3 separate regions of the Mus musculus genome follow, and all the other regions are linked to region 3. The links are chromatin loops, found by intact Hi-C in ENCODE. Cell type or tissue: left cerebral cortex. All regions are shown on one strand.

Evidence for each region. A loop is a pair of places that touch in the nucleus more often than their neighbours do. Peaks named below come from ENCODE experiments on the same cell type or tissue, not always from the same donor. Only the 100,000 strongest peaks of a DNase experiment are listed, where the experiment ranks them.
Region 1: it touches region 3 in a loop (2.3-fold over the local background); 11 of 42 quality-filtered maps call a loop at or near these places.
Region 2: a loop joins it to region 3, with 2.6 times the contacts of the local background. A loop is called at or near these places in 5 of 42 quality-filtered maps.

What each region holds. Positions count from the first base shown.
Region 1 is chr6:148,229,376-148,234,375 of GRCm38, forward strand. Tmtc1 (transmembrane and tetratricopeptide repeat containing 1) reads right to left here. Exons shown (of 20, transcript NM_198967.5): 20 at 3,055-5,000. All of the region lies in intron 1 of 4732416N19Rik (RIKEN cDNA 4732416N19 gene), which reads left to right. Among named protein-coding and RNA genes, the nearest start is that of Gm52483, 14 kb to the right of the region's middle. In left cerebral cortex, a CTCF peak has its summit at 2,884 (motif pointing right); a DNase peak (open chromatin) is centred at 4,944; H3K27ac peaks cover 821 bases.
Region 2 is chr6:148,437,507-148,442,506 of GRCm38, forward strand. All of the region lies in intron 1 of Tmtc1 (transmembrane and tetratricopeptide repeat containing 1), which reads right to left. Among named protein-coding and RNA genes, the nearest start is that of Tmtc1, 4.3 kb to the right of the region's middle. In left cerebral cortex, a CTCF peak has its summit at 2,327 (motif pointing right); a DNase peak (open chromatin) is centred at 4,596; H3K4me3 peaks cover 1,059 bases; H3K27ac peaks cover 562 bases.
Region 3 is chr6:148,738,513-148,743,512 of GRCm38, forward strand. No RefSeq gene overlaps it. Among named protein-coding and RNA genes, the nearest start is that of 4930528G23Rik, 63 kb to the left of the region's middle. In left cerebral cortex, no CTCF peak of the experiment used is centred here; DNase peaks (open chromatin) are centred at 2,159 and 2,442.

The DNA.
Region 1 (5,000 bases), 510 kb before region 3:
CGGTAACACAAGTTACAGAGCACCTTTCAGATGGTAATGTCTTCATAACAGACACCATTATTATGGCCATTATCTGTCATACAATCTTAATGGAAAGACTCAATTTTATTTTCAAAGTCACCCTTTAAATTATTGTTTGGCAGTAAAGAAACATTTCTTAAGTCATTCCTCTTTTTTAAAAGAGAGAATAGGTAGATCTATAGGTAGATCAGGTTGGCCTTGAACTTGGAATCACTCTGCCTCAGGCTCCTATGTGCTATTAGGTATTACAGATGTGTTCTACTATTGCTGGCTTAATTCTTTCTGTATTAGCTAATACATAAACCTGAAAGTTAAGCATGTAATGCTAGCCGCTTGAAAGCTGAGGCAGGAGTATCCCACATTCAAGGTCTGTCTTGGCTATAGAGTAAATTCAGTCTCATGGGAGAAGGCTTAACATTGCTGTCTTGGGAGTAGCAGCCAACAATGCAAGCTAGTCTGGCATCAGGTGACTATCAGTGGAAAAGGAGTCTGTAACAGCTCCTGATTCTGCCTTATTTCCCATGGCAACCTTACCCTTTCACATGGCAAGTACAGCCCTGGAAGAATACTACAAGGCTGGTAAAGTTGAGGCAGAGAGCGAGAATAGCAAGCATCCAAGTTCCCACAAAGACAGAGCATGAATATAACAGGTCATTCTGTTGCAGGATATTTGATCACACTGTAAACCATGAGATTGTGTTGTTTCGGGGGGCCGGGGGGAGGGTTGTTTCTAGATGTGGTGTGGCTCAACCTTAGCACACACTTTTAATCCCTCTGGCAGGAATACAGACATACCCTAATTATATACCTTTAATCCCAAACAATAAAGGTGAAGTTAGTTTATAGAAGGAAGCACCCATGTTTGAAAGTGATATTTAATTGAGTGTTAGACAAAGGGATGAGTCAGAGAAAGGACTGGCAGAATAGACTGTTCACAACTCTCACAAGAGAGGAAAGGGGAGCTACTTAAGACAGCAATGCAGAGGAGGAAGGAAGAAGGCAGTTCTATCAGAGTTTTACAGAGACAGGTTGCAGAGAGAACAAGCTAGCCACAGGTGAAGACAGAACGGGACAGAGAATGAGAAGGAGCCATACGAGCATATTGCCAAAGTTAGTATGAGGCCAAGAGGAGCAATTCAGTCAGAAACTCAGAAAAGCTGGATTGAATCAGTCAGCTTGGAGAGCAGTTTGAGCCAGAACAGCTGAGTTGAACCAGCCAGCCAGAGTTAAGAAAGAAGAAAGGGTGAGCTTATTTAGCAGTAAGTCTCAGACAGAAAACATTCTAGGTCTAGATAAGATTATACACGGAGGCTTGAAGCTTCTAGGACTAGGCCTACGTTAGAAGACAGAGGCAGTAAGCCTCCGGGAAGACAATGACAGTTACTTCTGGAGAATAAAAGTTACTTTTACATCATTTTTGTTATACTAGAATATTAAGGTATATGGCATAAAGATCCATCTGTCTCAAGGATATGCTGGGTTCATGTCCCAGCATCAACACGGCAATTCACGATTGCCTGTAGTTTCCAGTTCCAGATCTGATGTATCTATGTATATGCATAAATTCCCACCCACATACACGGAAAATAAATGTTTGTTTTAAAAGAACATTTTAAAAGTAAAAAGCCATGGACATCCTTGTTCTGACCTAGTATCCACCAACTATGGGGATTCCCCAACTACTATTCAGGGGAACAAAGACCGATTCCAGGCCATTCCCCTGCTTTTCACATCAGCCACTGGGATTCCACACCTAAGTGCTGCTGGAACCCACACAGGTGCCTATGCTCACACAGAACCTGTACTTAACTTAAGGCTTTACTTTGTCAAGATGTCAGATTCCCCCGCCTGGCTCAGAGACCCCGATTATCATTCAACTTTAAGAAATCTCCCTTAATTTCTTGGAGTTCTTATAAGTACGTCCCGCAGGCAGCTCAGGTTGATCAGAGCTTGCTCAGAGCCCCGCCATCTGCCCCTACACTGCCCTAACAGAAGGCAGGAGAGAACCAGCTATCCCTCTGACACTAGATTTGGTTAGAAAGCTGGGACTGCACTAAAGATGCTGGGACCACTGGGCTCTAAGGGAGAAACTTGCAAACTCCCAGTTCAAAGCATTCCACCATGGCAGGCCTTCCTTTGGGAATATCTGGGCCTATACTGGCCACAGCTATAGGAAATCTAGAGTAAGTCATAGAGATGTGATCTTTACCTGGTTGCAGGATCTAGGGGCCTCCATGACCTATGTTCTGGGGGTAAAGTAGCAGCAGCAGCAGCAGTCCACCCCCTGGCACAGGCCCTATGGTTTCCCTGTTATCTGCATCCTCGGAGTCTACAAACTGCCGACACCAAGTGAGGAAGGTGAGCTGAAACTGCTGTTTGACTCCACTCAGGGTATTATGGGGCTGCACCTGTCACCTGTCTGGAGTCAGGTATCCCTCATGATCTTCCTGCTTCACTGTCTTCTTTGCCTTTCGGCATTTCCTCCTGCCCCAACCTGGCCCTGGGTTTTGATGGAGATTGTGGTGTTTTACCCCGTTTTGTGCTAGTGATGGGATGCTGTGTCCCCATTCATTAGTGAGCATTAAGACAGAATTAGCAAAAGCTAGCAAGCAGAGGAAAGGGAAGGATAGATAACACAGAGGCTAATGGGGAGGATAAAGTTGCATGAGGTAAAGTACAGAGATGGGGGGGTGGAGGTAGGAGGGAAGGGGTAGGGAGGAGGGAGGGAGGGACTTGTGTGTGTGTGTGTGTTGGGTCTAGGTACTGCTTAACCACTGATTTCTAACTTCCATTTGCACACACACACACACACAAAGGCCCAAAGACACCTACAAAGCCAGCAGAGGGCAGAGTCTGGCCTGGAGGTGTCTGCCAAGGGAGACAAGGGCAGAGTCTCCTGCAGAAAAGTAGGCACTTGTGATATGGATGACAGGTAAGGACAGGCCACCTTTACTTTTGAAGCCCAGATTTACTAGCAAAAAGACTATTAATGGAATCTAATCAGAGAACCTGAGAGACTGAGGCCAGACAGAATTCTTATTTTACCATGTTTTATATAAAATAGACATTTACATAAATTTTATTTTTGAAAGACTTAGGCAAAGTATACAGTCAGACTTAAATGGAGAAATATTTTAAGCAGCATAGCAAAAATAATGCAGGTGTACATTTATATACAATCACCCAAAATAGGAACACTGAGCAGAGGGAACAAAGAACAAGGTCCTGACAGCAAACACAGTGACTTCCACACAGTCAAAACAAGCCCTGGCCTCTGGAGACACCTCAGCACCCTGGGCTCCCAGGAAAGTGACAGGGTCACTACAAGAACTTTAAGCACATAGACTGTAAAGTAAGGGTTACTATTCTTGTCATGTTACAGACCCGGGCAACCTGATCCTCCCGGGGGTTGTTTGTGTTTTGTTGTGGTTGTGGTGCACACTACCGAGAATGATAGGAGTGGGGCCAAATCATTATCTCCACAGATGCATAGCAGTGCTTTTCAATGCACTGAAGAGGATCATGGACAGGACAGTACTTCACGGGGGACAAACTCCACTGAGACAGACCAACCTGCCTCAGCGATGCAGCTCCTCAGAGTGACTCTACGATTAGAACTCTGAAGCAGTAATCTTGCACTAGTGTGCCCCCATGATGGGCCAACAGCTAAAGAACCCCCAAAGGATATGCACATTAGGAACTTCCAGATTCGCTATGAATATAGTGTGTGTGCCAATGGGAGATATTCTGATCTCTGCATGCAGATGTTTCCAGTTAGGAACAGCTGATTACCTACATTTACAACATCAGACCAGGACTACACACATTGTGAGGTGCTGTCTCTTTTTAAAGTTACATGTCCTGGTGGCTTTAATCAGAAGAGTCCAAATGATCAAAATGGAATATTTTAATGAGTCAACTGACAGCTTCATGTATTTTTTCTATCCTGTGGTCCCACTTTGATAGGAAGCCATCGGTTTTACTATAGTTATTTATCTGCTCTCTCAGAACAAAGAGCTCACAGAAACAAAAATATTAGAAGTGTTTTCAGAACTATAAAACATGCTTTGAATTGAAAATTCGGAATAATGGCAAGTATTATATTTCTGACATTGTTTTTGGTATTCCATAGCCTTAGCTTATATAGCTGCTGTCTGGGAGTAAGGTTTGACAGACATCTATAGTATTACCTGTAAAAGGATGCCATTTAGATACTTGGGCTTTGCAGTATTTGGGAAATGACAACCTACAATGGAAACTGTGATATGAAAATAAGAAAGCAAGAACAAGCCAACTCCTTAGTACAGGTACTCGCCATGTACCACTACTGTCAGGAGTCTCCTGAAGGCTTCTCCTCCTGGGTGGACCCACCACAGACAGAAAAGAAAGGCATTTTTGCTTATGATTCTTGTTTTTAAAAAGTGTTTGTATGAGTGTGTGTTTTTTTGTTATTGTTGTTGCTGTTGGTTTGTTTTTTCTGTGTAGCCATGGCTGTCCTGGAACTCACCTTGTAGCCCAGGCTGGGCTGTAAGTCAGAGTTCCACCTGTCTCTGCCTCCCAAGTGCTGGGATTAAAGGTGTGCACCACCACCACCTGGCTCAAAAAACAAAACAGGTTTGAGTAAGTATAATCAAGAACTAAATGACAAAGCCCCAGTGTCTGTGCCAGGCAGAGAGAAAGAGGGAGAGAGGCAGAGGCAAGCACTGAGCCTTGGACACCTTCTAAGAGCCCAAAGAAATCATGGGTTTGTTTTTCATTTGTTATCTTTGGTACCTTGCCTGGTACATGCACGTAGCAAGGTGGTGCCTCTCCATCTGACACCCAAGCATTTTCTAAATAGAAGGGCAAATTATAGTCCAGTGGCCACAAGCATAAAGCCACCCCACTCAGCCACCTCCCAGTCTGTCTAGGAGTAATGGCGTTAACCAACCCATGGGGCAATGACTCATTCTTTAGAATTCTTTGGCTTATTTTAGTCT
Region 2 (5,000 bases), 300 kb before region 3:
TGCTACACCATCAATCCTGGATCCTCTAAGATATCCTGTTGCTGCTGTCTTGTGTCATGAAGATCCTGCAGCTTTGGATCTGCAGGAACCAGCTCTTTTACATGCTTTAGTCCTTAACAGATGGGGTAGGCCAGCTCAAAGCCCTGGATTTGGGGCTAGGTGGCAGCTGAGTTGGTCAGCCCACCAGCTTTCCTGCATCCACACCACCAGGGTGAGCTCTCCAAGCACTGCCTTAGCTAGCTCACCCAACACCACAGCTGGCAAAGGGTAGAGCCAACTCTCCTGCTCTCATGCCATAGGGGGCAAGCTCACCGAAGATCACTTTAGCAGGGTCAACTATATTGTGCTGCCCAAGCAAGGTACAGGGCCTGCTCTCCCAAGTGCTGCAGACAGAGGGGCTGGACCAGCTCTCCCACTCTCATGACTTCAGGGCAGGGTGGTTTTGTTTGTTCTCTAATGTCATTTCCCTCCTGCCCCACTAGAGTTTTTACTGCCTTCAATCCTTTTTTTTACTTGTCTATGTCTCCATCAGAGAACACCCACCCTGGGTACCTTAATCAAACATCCCAGGCCATCTTCACTTATTGTCTAGAATAGGACAGAGAGCAGTTGTCACCCCTGCAGAGACAGACTGCCTGACAACAAGACCTCAAAGAGGTCAGATCAGTAGGAGTAGACACAAGATGAACATTTCACGGTCCTTGGGTGTAGGTGATGATAGCTAATGCTTGCACATTCTCAGAGTTGGCAGAATGCTACGGCTACTAAGATGCAAACTACTGGTAAAATCTGTCATTATCAGGCATTAAAGCATTGCAGGTCCCCACAACACACATATTAACATATTCTATTTTTTAGCTCTGACATTTAAGCCACCCACTTCACTCTTATGATTTATGTTAGTATCAGGAGTGTTCAGTAAAACTTTACAGCAAACAATGATCTAATAGCCTAAACATGGAAAGAAAAACCATGAGTTTAAGGTCCTGTAATTAGCCTTAGCTTCCCCATCTTCAGTGCTGAAGACTATAGTCTCTTCAGGCAGGTTCCATTCACTGACTTAATGGAAATTTCCACAGGAACTTCTTCCCAAGAGGATAAAATGAAAACACTAAGTACCTTTTAAATCAATCAAAGCAATTTTTCAAGGGGTGTTATGGGCACTGTGGCCTTCTGTTCTGTCAGTTTAGTATCTACAGAAACGTTTAATGCATCCCTCCTGATTTCAGAGGTAGTGACCAGGGTGGGGAAATGACATTATGTCCTTCACAGGAAAATGGACGCAACTGCAGATCAGAAAAATCAACTATCAGATGTTTCCTCTCACAGGTAGAACTTGGAGTTTATAGATATAACACACACACACACACACACACACACACACACACACACACACATGGCATGCAGGTGAGCCCAGAGAAGAGGTAAGGGGGCAGCTAAGACAAAGGGGAGGAGGGGAGGATATGGGCTGGGATACAGTGTCAGTACAGGATACACTCGAGTGAAAACAGTCTTTGTGAAGACCTCCGACCCCAGTTATGTACACTGAATAAACACCAATAAAAAAGAAATTAAGGGTAAAAACAGAAGCAGAATCAAAAGTGTGTGAGGTCTGTGGAGAAGGAAAACACTCTTTGTTTCTCCTTTACTTCCGTCTAAAAATATTCCTGCACGTCCTTGCTCAGGAGCGTTTAAGACTGGGCAAGAGGGCTGATGAACTAGCACCACAGATACCACATGCCAGAATATCTTGGTACTGGCACCCTCAGCAACTGAAAAGGAGCTGAGGGAGTCAGCAGGCCTGTAACCCGAGCTAGTGATGTCACCTCCAGGAGTAGTCAGCACTTCATATTTAATCTGCATGAGACCCCACAGCCTGAAAACCTGCACCAACCTTCTCTGCCTGACCATGGCCACTCCACTCCTTTGGTCACTGTCAGTTAGAGTGGCCAACTCTTCTACAGTAAATGAGGTGTGAAACCCCCCAGGGTCTCTGGGGCCAGCCCTAGCACCCTGGGAAGAGCCACCCTGGGAAGGGCGTTCTAGAAACAGTCTCAATGTTGATAGCTAAAGTGAAGAGTACAATCCTGTCACAACTTGTTTCCCTGCTCTGGTCCTTGAAATTGTTATGATCTGGTAAACTTTTCCTCAGTCAACTTAACCCTTTATGTGAGAAACATGATCAGGCTGTTTACTAAGCAGGTGCCACTGTTATTCTTTATACAGAGCATTTGTCCAGACAAAAGAATTATGTATCACTTGATTATGTTTGTTCTTTTTTAAAAAGGGTTTATTAACTTATTTTACTTATATGAGTATACTGTAGCTATCTTTAGAGACACCAGAGGGCATCAGATGTTTTTGAGCCACTATGTGGTTGCTGGGAATTGAACTCAGGACCTCTAGAAGAGCAGTCAGAGCTCTTAACTGCTGAGCCAGCTCTCCAGATCAATTATGTTTGTTCTTAAGGGGGTTACTACCTCCCATGCAATATGTGACACACAGTCAATGTATCAAGGATATAAACTTACTTTTATTAAGAAAAGTTTTTAAAATTTGATTTGGGGTTCTATGAGAACAAAAATATAAGGTACAAAAATAGAGAAAGTGGATAAACTACGGGACATCTATACAGTGGAATACCACTCAGAAGTGAAAAGGAATTAACTCTTCATTGCACACAAACATCTGAATAAGGCTCCAAAGAAATGCTGAGAGAAAGAGAGAGAGAGAAACCAACCTCAATAAAGTATGTATGAAACAATTCTGCTATGATAAAACTATAGAGATGGAGAATTCGTGGTCGTCTTGGGTCAAGTGGGAGTTTTATTGATTAGGTGTTAGATCTTAGGCGCATGGCTACAGTGAGGAAGTATATCATCCACAAGATGGAAGTGCTCTAGGCATTGTGACTGTAGTAGAATCTCAGAAATTGATGCCTGTCATGAAACTGCAGAGAACTAAATATACACCAAGATAAATAAAATATGCATTCAAAAGCTGATGAAATTTAGGGGATGGGGTATCTCATAGAAATGTTAATTTCCTAGCACCCAGGACCATTTAGCCCAGAGGTGGAAACACGAATGGGCTGCATACTCCCACATCAATCACTGATTAAGAAAATGCCTTTCAGGCTTGCCTACTGCCTGATACTATGGAGGCCTTTTCTCAATTAAAGTCATCTCCCTCACAGATGACTCTAATTTGTTTCAAGTTGACATAAAAACTAACCAGGACACTAGGCCAATGCTTGATGCATACCAAATAAAATAGTTTTCCATCCCTTCTTGCAGGTTCAAATTATGCAGATCTAACTAGGCGTGGTGGCTCACTGAATGTGTAATCTCAGCATTTAGGAGGCTGAGGCAGGATTATGATCAGTAAAGAGCTAGCCTGGACTACATAGTGAATCCCAAGCCAGCCCGAGCTATGGAGTGAGAGCATATCTCAAGAAACAAACAACAACAAAGAAGAAGGTAAAAGAAAAGAAAGAAAAACAAACTATTAAAAGTATCTGAAGTCTTCAAGGACCTTGAGCTTCTTGCTGCTGCACTGGACCATGGGGCACACTTCATTTACTATAGATGAGTTGGCCATTCTAACTGAAAGTGACCGAAGGAGCAGAGGGGATTGCGATGCTTTCTCTTCCAGATGAGGTAACTATTCCAAATCACACCCTGTGCTCTGTAGACTCACAGCTCAATTGGCCCATTAAGAAAAAGAGGGGCTGGGCGTGGTGGTGCAGGCCTTTAATCCCAGCACTCAGGAGGCAGAGGCAGGCGGATTTCTGAGTTTGAGGCTAGCCTGGTCTGCAGAGTAAGTTCCAGGACAGCCAGGGCTATACAGAGAAACCCTGTCTACAAAGAAACAAAAACAAACAAATAGAAAAAAGAAAAGAAAAGAAAAAGAGGGGGAGATTCCTCTGTGTCTCTATTTGCTTTCTATTGCTGTGATAAACACAACACACACGTGCACACACACACAATATCTATCTACCTAGGGAGAAAAAGGTTTATTTACCTTACAGGTCTGCACCATAGTCCCATCATTTAGCGAAGTCAAGGCAGGAACCAACATGGTTTGCTCAGCTCAGGAATGACACCACTCACAGTGGGCTGAGCTTACTGGTTTGCTCAGCCCATGAATGACACCACATCAATCATTAATCAGGAAATGCCCACACAAGCTTACCTACCAACCAATTTGATGGGAGCATCGTTTTCTCAACTGAGTTTCCCTCTTCCTAGATGAACCTAGCTTGTGACAAGTTGAAAAAGAAAGAAAGGAAGAAAGAAAGAAACCAAACAACCAAAAAAAAAAAAAAAAAAAAAAAAACCCAAAACCAAAGAGCAACAGTCTTAGACAACTGCACCAGAAACAGGTTGCATATCCTTCCTTTTCCCCATTCTGCCAGCCCTGTTCATTCCCCATCCCCATCCCCATCACTATCCCCAACCCCTCCGCAGGGTGGGGGCAGGGGCGATGAAGTCAAGCTAGTGATAAAAGGTGGAGGTGGATAGCCCCTCCTCCTCTGGCTTGGCAGAGTTCCTATTAGGAACTATTAAAAACACTTGGACAGCCAGCACCTTACACTTACTATGCCCGTCCTCCAGCAGCAGGCATTCAGCCCTGACGCTTTAAATGGAAACTGTTCTCAGGCCAGGGACCAGGGTAGGCTCCAGGGCTGTAAAAAGTCCGCATATGGAGTGCAGTGAGCTTATACACCTTCAAATTAATCAACAGCCTCACCCAGTCCATGAAAACGCCTATCGTCCATCCAGTGTAAAAAGAAGCGTTCCTAGTTTTATGATTTAAAAAAAAGAAAAAAAGCACTTGGGAAATTAAAAGGGCTGAGAAACTCTTCAGCTAAGGCTATCTTTGGGATGAAAACTAACACAACTTTCCAAAGATAAATGTTTATAAAACATCTCCTTGGGAGTCAGATGTGTTATTTTCTCGCCGTCTTTAAAACATTAGTTTATTCGAAAGAATTACGT
Region 3 (5,000 bases):
GGTCTCTAATATGATAAATTCACAATGACCCAATGTCAGGACTATTTTGAAAATCAGCCTTCCAGGACCACTGGAAAACTTCTAGTCATTCAAATCTACTGAAATTCCTTTAGACACTAGAAAGTTTGCCCAGTGGACTCAAATCATCTATATATAGTTATTATACAAAAGAAAAAGCTACAAACCTTATTTTATGGGGAGGAAGAGTTCCTTGTTTCTCTTTTTCTTTATTCCACTCATTCTTTGTGTGTGTGTGTGTGTGTGTGTGTGTGTGTATGTGTTTGTGTGTGTGTGTGTCCATGTGTGTGTCCATGTGTGTGTCCGTGTCCGTGTGTGTCCGTGTGTGTGTGTGTGTGTGTGTGTGTGTGTATGTGTTTGTGTGTGTGTGTGTCCATGTGTGTGTCCATGTGTGTGTTCGTGTCCGTGTGTGTGTGTGTGTGTGTGTGTGTGTGTGTGTGTGTGTGTGTATGTGAGATAACTCAATGTCAACCAAGTGTGGCTAGGAAGTCAGTTTTATTCTTTGCCTTTGCTTTTAGTCAAGCATGTTTGTTTCCACCACCTTGAAGGAATTCTCTATGAAAATAAGTCACAATGCATTCCGATCTCATTGTCTCTTTACTGTGTCCTGAGGCCTCATAGGGATCATGTAAAAGTTTTCTCTCCAATATATTTTAATACTTTGTTTGACACCTTTTCATGGGACCTAGCAATGTGGCTCACTGATTAAGAGCACTTACTACTCTTACAGAGGACCTGAGGTCAGTTTCCAGCACTCACTTCAAATGGCTCGTTACTTCCTGTAGCTCCAGCTCCTCTTCCTTTCTTATATGTTTTTTTAAGAAAACGATTTTTTTAAGAATTTTTTAAAGATTTGTTTATTTTTCTTTGTGTGTATAAGTGTTTAGCCTGCACATGTGCTTGGTACCCATAGAGTTCAGAAGAGGGCATCAAATCCCCTGGAACTGAAGTTATGGGTGGTTGTGAGCCACCATGTAGGTGCTGGGAATTGAACCTGTGTTTTCTGCAATAGCAAAAAGTTCTCTTAAGCACTGAACCATCACCTCAGCCCCATCCAGCTCCTCTTTCTAATGAACCCTCTTCTGGACTCTGTGGCCAACTGCATTCATGTCCATGTATCCCTACATGGATACATGCGTGCATACATGCCTCAAAAAGATCTTCAAAAATGATAGATATTTATTCATGGAGTCTCTTTCTGGGGCATCTTCCATGTTTAGATGTCACATGTGGTTCTTGTTCCTTGTCCATTATCACATATTATGAATCAGTTATAGTTCCTGTTAAGTAAGGAGGTAAGCTGTCCTTATGCACACTTACTGTGGCAGAAGTGAACTGTCAAGTGGCAATCTATGAAAGTAGCTTGTTTATTTGTTTATTTGTTTGTTTACACAGGTTCTGGAGTCCAGGCTGGCCTCAAACTCACTCTGTAGCTCAGCATCACCTTACACTTCTGATCCTCACCCCTCCACCTCCCACCAAGCCAATCTTAAGCAACACTGGAAACTGAACCCTAAATTTTCTGCATGCTAGACAAGCACTTTACCAACTGAGCTACCTTTCCAGCCCCTACATAGAGTTTCTTAAACACTTCTTCAGATGTACAATAATCTATTATACTTTTATTGCCAGGTGTCTCAGTAGTGAGACACGAGGCTTTGCCCAAAGAGTTACAGCATGTTTTGATTATAGATTTTTGTTTTTGCATGAATCAAGTTGGATACAGGAATTAAGTCCACCGGAAAAGCTTCCCATGAAGCTGTTACATAAATATGTCTTATCTCTTTTAATCATTAAAATGGAAACTTTCTGAATGTATTGTTTCTTTCATGTGGCTTGAAGTAGCCAGGAATTATTAGCATTATATTGTTCAACAAAGTTTGTATAACCATGGTGAACATTTGGTTGCCTCCAGGAAACCGATATTTAAAGTATTTAGACTTTCATCGAGTAAGAAAACTACTGTGTTTGGTGTACATTGCAATCTCCCAGAGAAGGAAGCTTGGGCTCAGAAAAACATATTTGGAATTGTCTAAAATAACCTGGAGTGCACGGGTTTATTTTTGACTCCCAGAGGTCTACTTTCTCATTTTAACTTTGTCAGTAAAGTTTGGAACTAAATCAGGCAATGAGCCGCAGGCATGGCGGAAACCCCCGGGGCAGCCATTTCCTCTAACTCAACCTTGTCCTGCCACTTTAGGAGTACAGAACAAGTTGTGGCATCTCCATATTTGTGCATTTGAGACCAGTGTGGCCAGTGCCCACCTGGCAGTTCAGACTTAACACATAGCATTTAACTGTGGCAGGAATGTGGCTTCCTAGATTTCAGCTCTTTAATCTGTGCCTCTGCGTGGCATTATGGGTCTTCCAGTTTACATATTTGCATATGCCCGATAGTCTGCATTCTTCCTTTCTTCCTTGGCTGTGTGCCAAGCCCTGGAAGCTGAGCTATGGGAAGAAAGAGGGATAAAGGAGCTTCCAGGACACATAGTCTGGGAACTGTGACTCATCTGTGGTAATTTGTAGCCTGAGGAAGGCTGCTGCTCTCCTATTAACTGTTTAGCCACATGTGTGGATCATACTCTGTCACCTTGGAGACTGTAGCAAGAGTGCAGAGAGAAAAGGTCAGCCATCTGCAGCTCCGGACGATGCTTTTCTATAACCTCACAAGCCCAGCATTCTGGCCACAGGGAAGGTAGTAGCTTCCCTCCTATTCTAGTTTCATCTCTGTTGCTGTGATGAACCATTCTGACCAAAAGCAACTTGGGGGGCAAAGCCTTTGCTTCAGCTAGCAGGTTGAGAACCATCACTGAGAAAAGCCAGAACAAGAACTGAAGCAGAAGCTATGGAGGAAAGATGCTTGCTGGCTTGCTCACAGGTTCCTGCTCGGCTAGATTTCTTACATAGCCCAGCACCACCTGCCCAGTAAATAATGCTGCCCACAGTGGGCTGGGCCCTTCTCTATTACTTAACAATCAAAAAATCCCTGCAGACATGCCCACAGGTCAATTTGATCTGTCCAAGTCTTCAATTTATAAGATTAACAGTAAAAGTCAAATAAAGGAGGAAAAATCCTTCTAGTCAAGAAAATAGAACCTCTGACTGGGGCGGAGGGAGACCTGATAGTCTAGTTGGGCCAGTTCAGCCACCTGGCCAAGAGACCATCCCAAGGAAGACAGGCTCACCTTGGCTATGCTAAAGGGATAGCAATCATTCTTCTTTAAATGAGATACTCTATGTCCCTTCCCAGAATCCCATGCCCCTCCCCACTCTACCAAGGAGACTCTGTTAGGTCTGCTCACCTTTCTGAGGTCTGAGTCTGAAAGGTATAACATTTCTGTTTTCTGTCTCATTTCTTTGAGTAGTGTCCAGAACATAAGTATGCTTTCTCTGGTACTCTGGGCTTCCATATTGTTTCTTTAAGCCACCCTCCCTGCCACACAGCTGCTTATTGGCCACATGTCTAACTAGTTTAGAAAACATGGCTTTTTTCTTCTCCAATCAATTGCTAAGATTTATAGCTTACCAGGCTGGGGATTGAGGATCTTTTAAACTCTGATGAAAAAAATTGTCCTTGAACTTCTGTTTGGGCCCCCTTTTAAAAATTGGTATGTATGCATGTGTGTCTGCGTATTGGTACGTGAACATGTATGTGTATTATATATAAGCTCCCATTGAGACCAAAGCCCTAGAGCTGGAATTACAGGCAGTTAGAGGCAACAATATAGGTGCCAAGGACTGAACTCTGTTCTTCTGGAAGAGTAGCAAGTGCTCTTAACTGCTGAGCCATCTCTCTAGCCCTTCAGTGTTCTTAAATCCTCTTATTAATGAGACTAAGAAGCCCAGGAGGGACCTCACTCTTTCGGTTTTTGCAGGGTTTGGTCCATGATCAGATAAAGACTGAGCCAGCTGGGTAGTGAAGAGTGAACAGCAAGTAAGCCACTCCTCTTGTGGCTGCTGTGACTTAGGAGATGTTGGTCTGTGAGGGTGTTTCCTATGAAGGTTTAAGTAGAGACTCTAAGTGTATGGCACATCCATGGGGTGGGGGTCCAGATTCAGTGCTCCAAATATTTAGCCCAAAACTCACAGATTGGTCAAACTCTGAGGCAGGGTGTTTGTAAAATAATCAGGGTTGAATGAGGTCATAGAGAAATCCGTAATGCTGCTAGACAAGAAAGAGAGACCCTTACTGCCATATTAGGGAACAACAAGATGGTTATCAAGATGCTGGCCCCATGGTATCTGTCTTTGGGGTCTCTAGAACTATGAAAAGGTATTTTCTTTATATATTACCCAGTCTGTTATATTTGTTATGGCTGCAGAAAATGACCCAAAATCTCACTGTGTGGTCCCAGGGTCAGGACTTTTATTGGCAAAATTTATGAGAATGATTTGTCATTCTGGTGACAAGGCTATCTTGCAGGTAGTTCCGAACAGGCAGGCATATGGCATGTTCATGCCATAAACTGATGCCCTTATTTTAATCTCAGAAGACATAAAATTTCATAGTCTTTTCCTCATGATTTAGCTATTTCAAATGACTGAACAAGTAATAGGTTCTGACTAAACACCCACATGTTGTAAGGCAATTCACTCACTTTAGTATTAAAGAGAAATATAGGGGCTGGAGAAATGGCTCAAGTTGGACACCTAACAACAGCCTGTGACTCCAGCTCCATTGATTCATGCTTCTCATCTGCATTGCCCCCACACACAGACATGCATGTATACACATAATTAAACATAAAATACATCTTTAAAAAGAGAGAAAAAGAAAATTTTAAACTAATAAGAACACGTGTAGGTTAGAACAGAGAGAAAGTCAAATTTACAAAAGCATAAGTCATGACTTGGGGTAGGATTTAGACCTACAGGATGCAGATAGACAGCTGTCATAAACATTTAGGGAAAGAGTAAAAAACTAAAATTAGTCACAAACTTTTAAAATGGAGTGATTCCTACCACGGGTCTCCAAAAGTGCA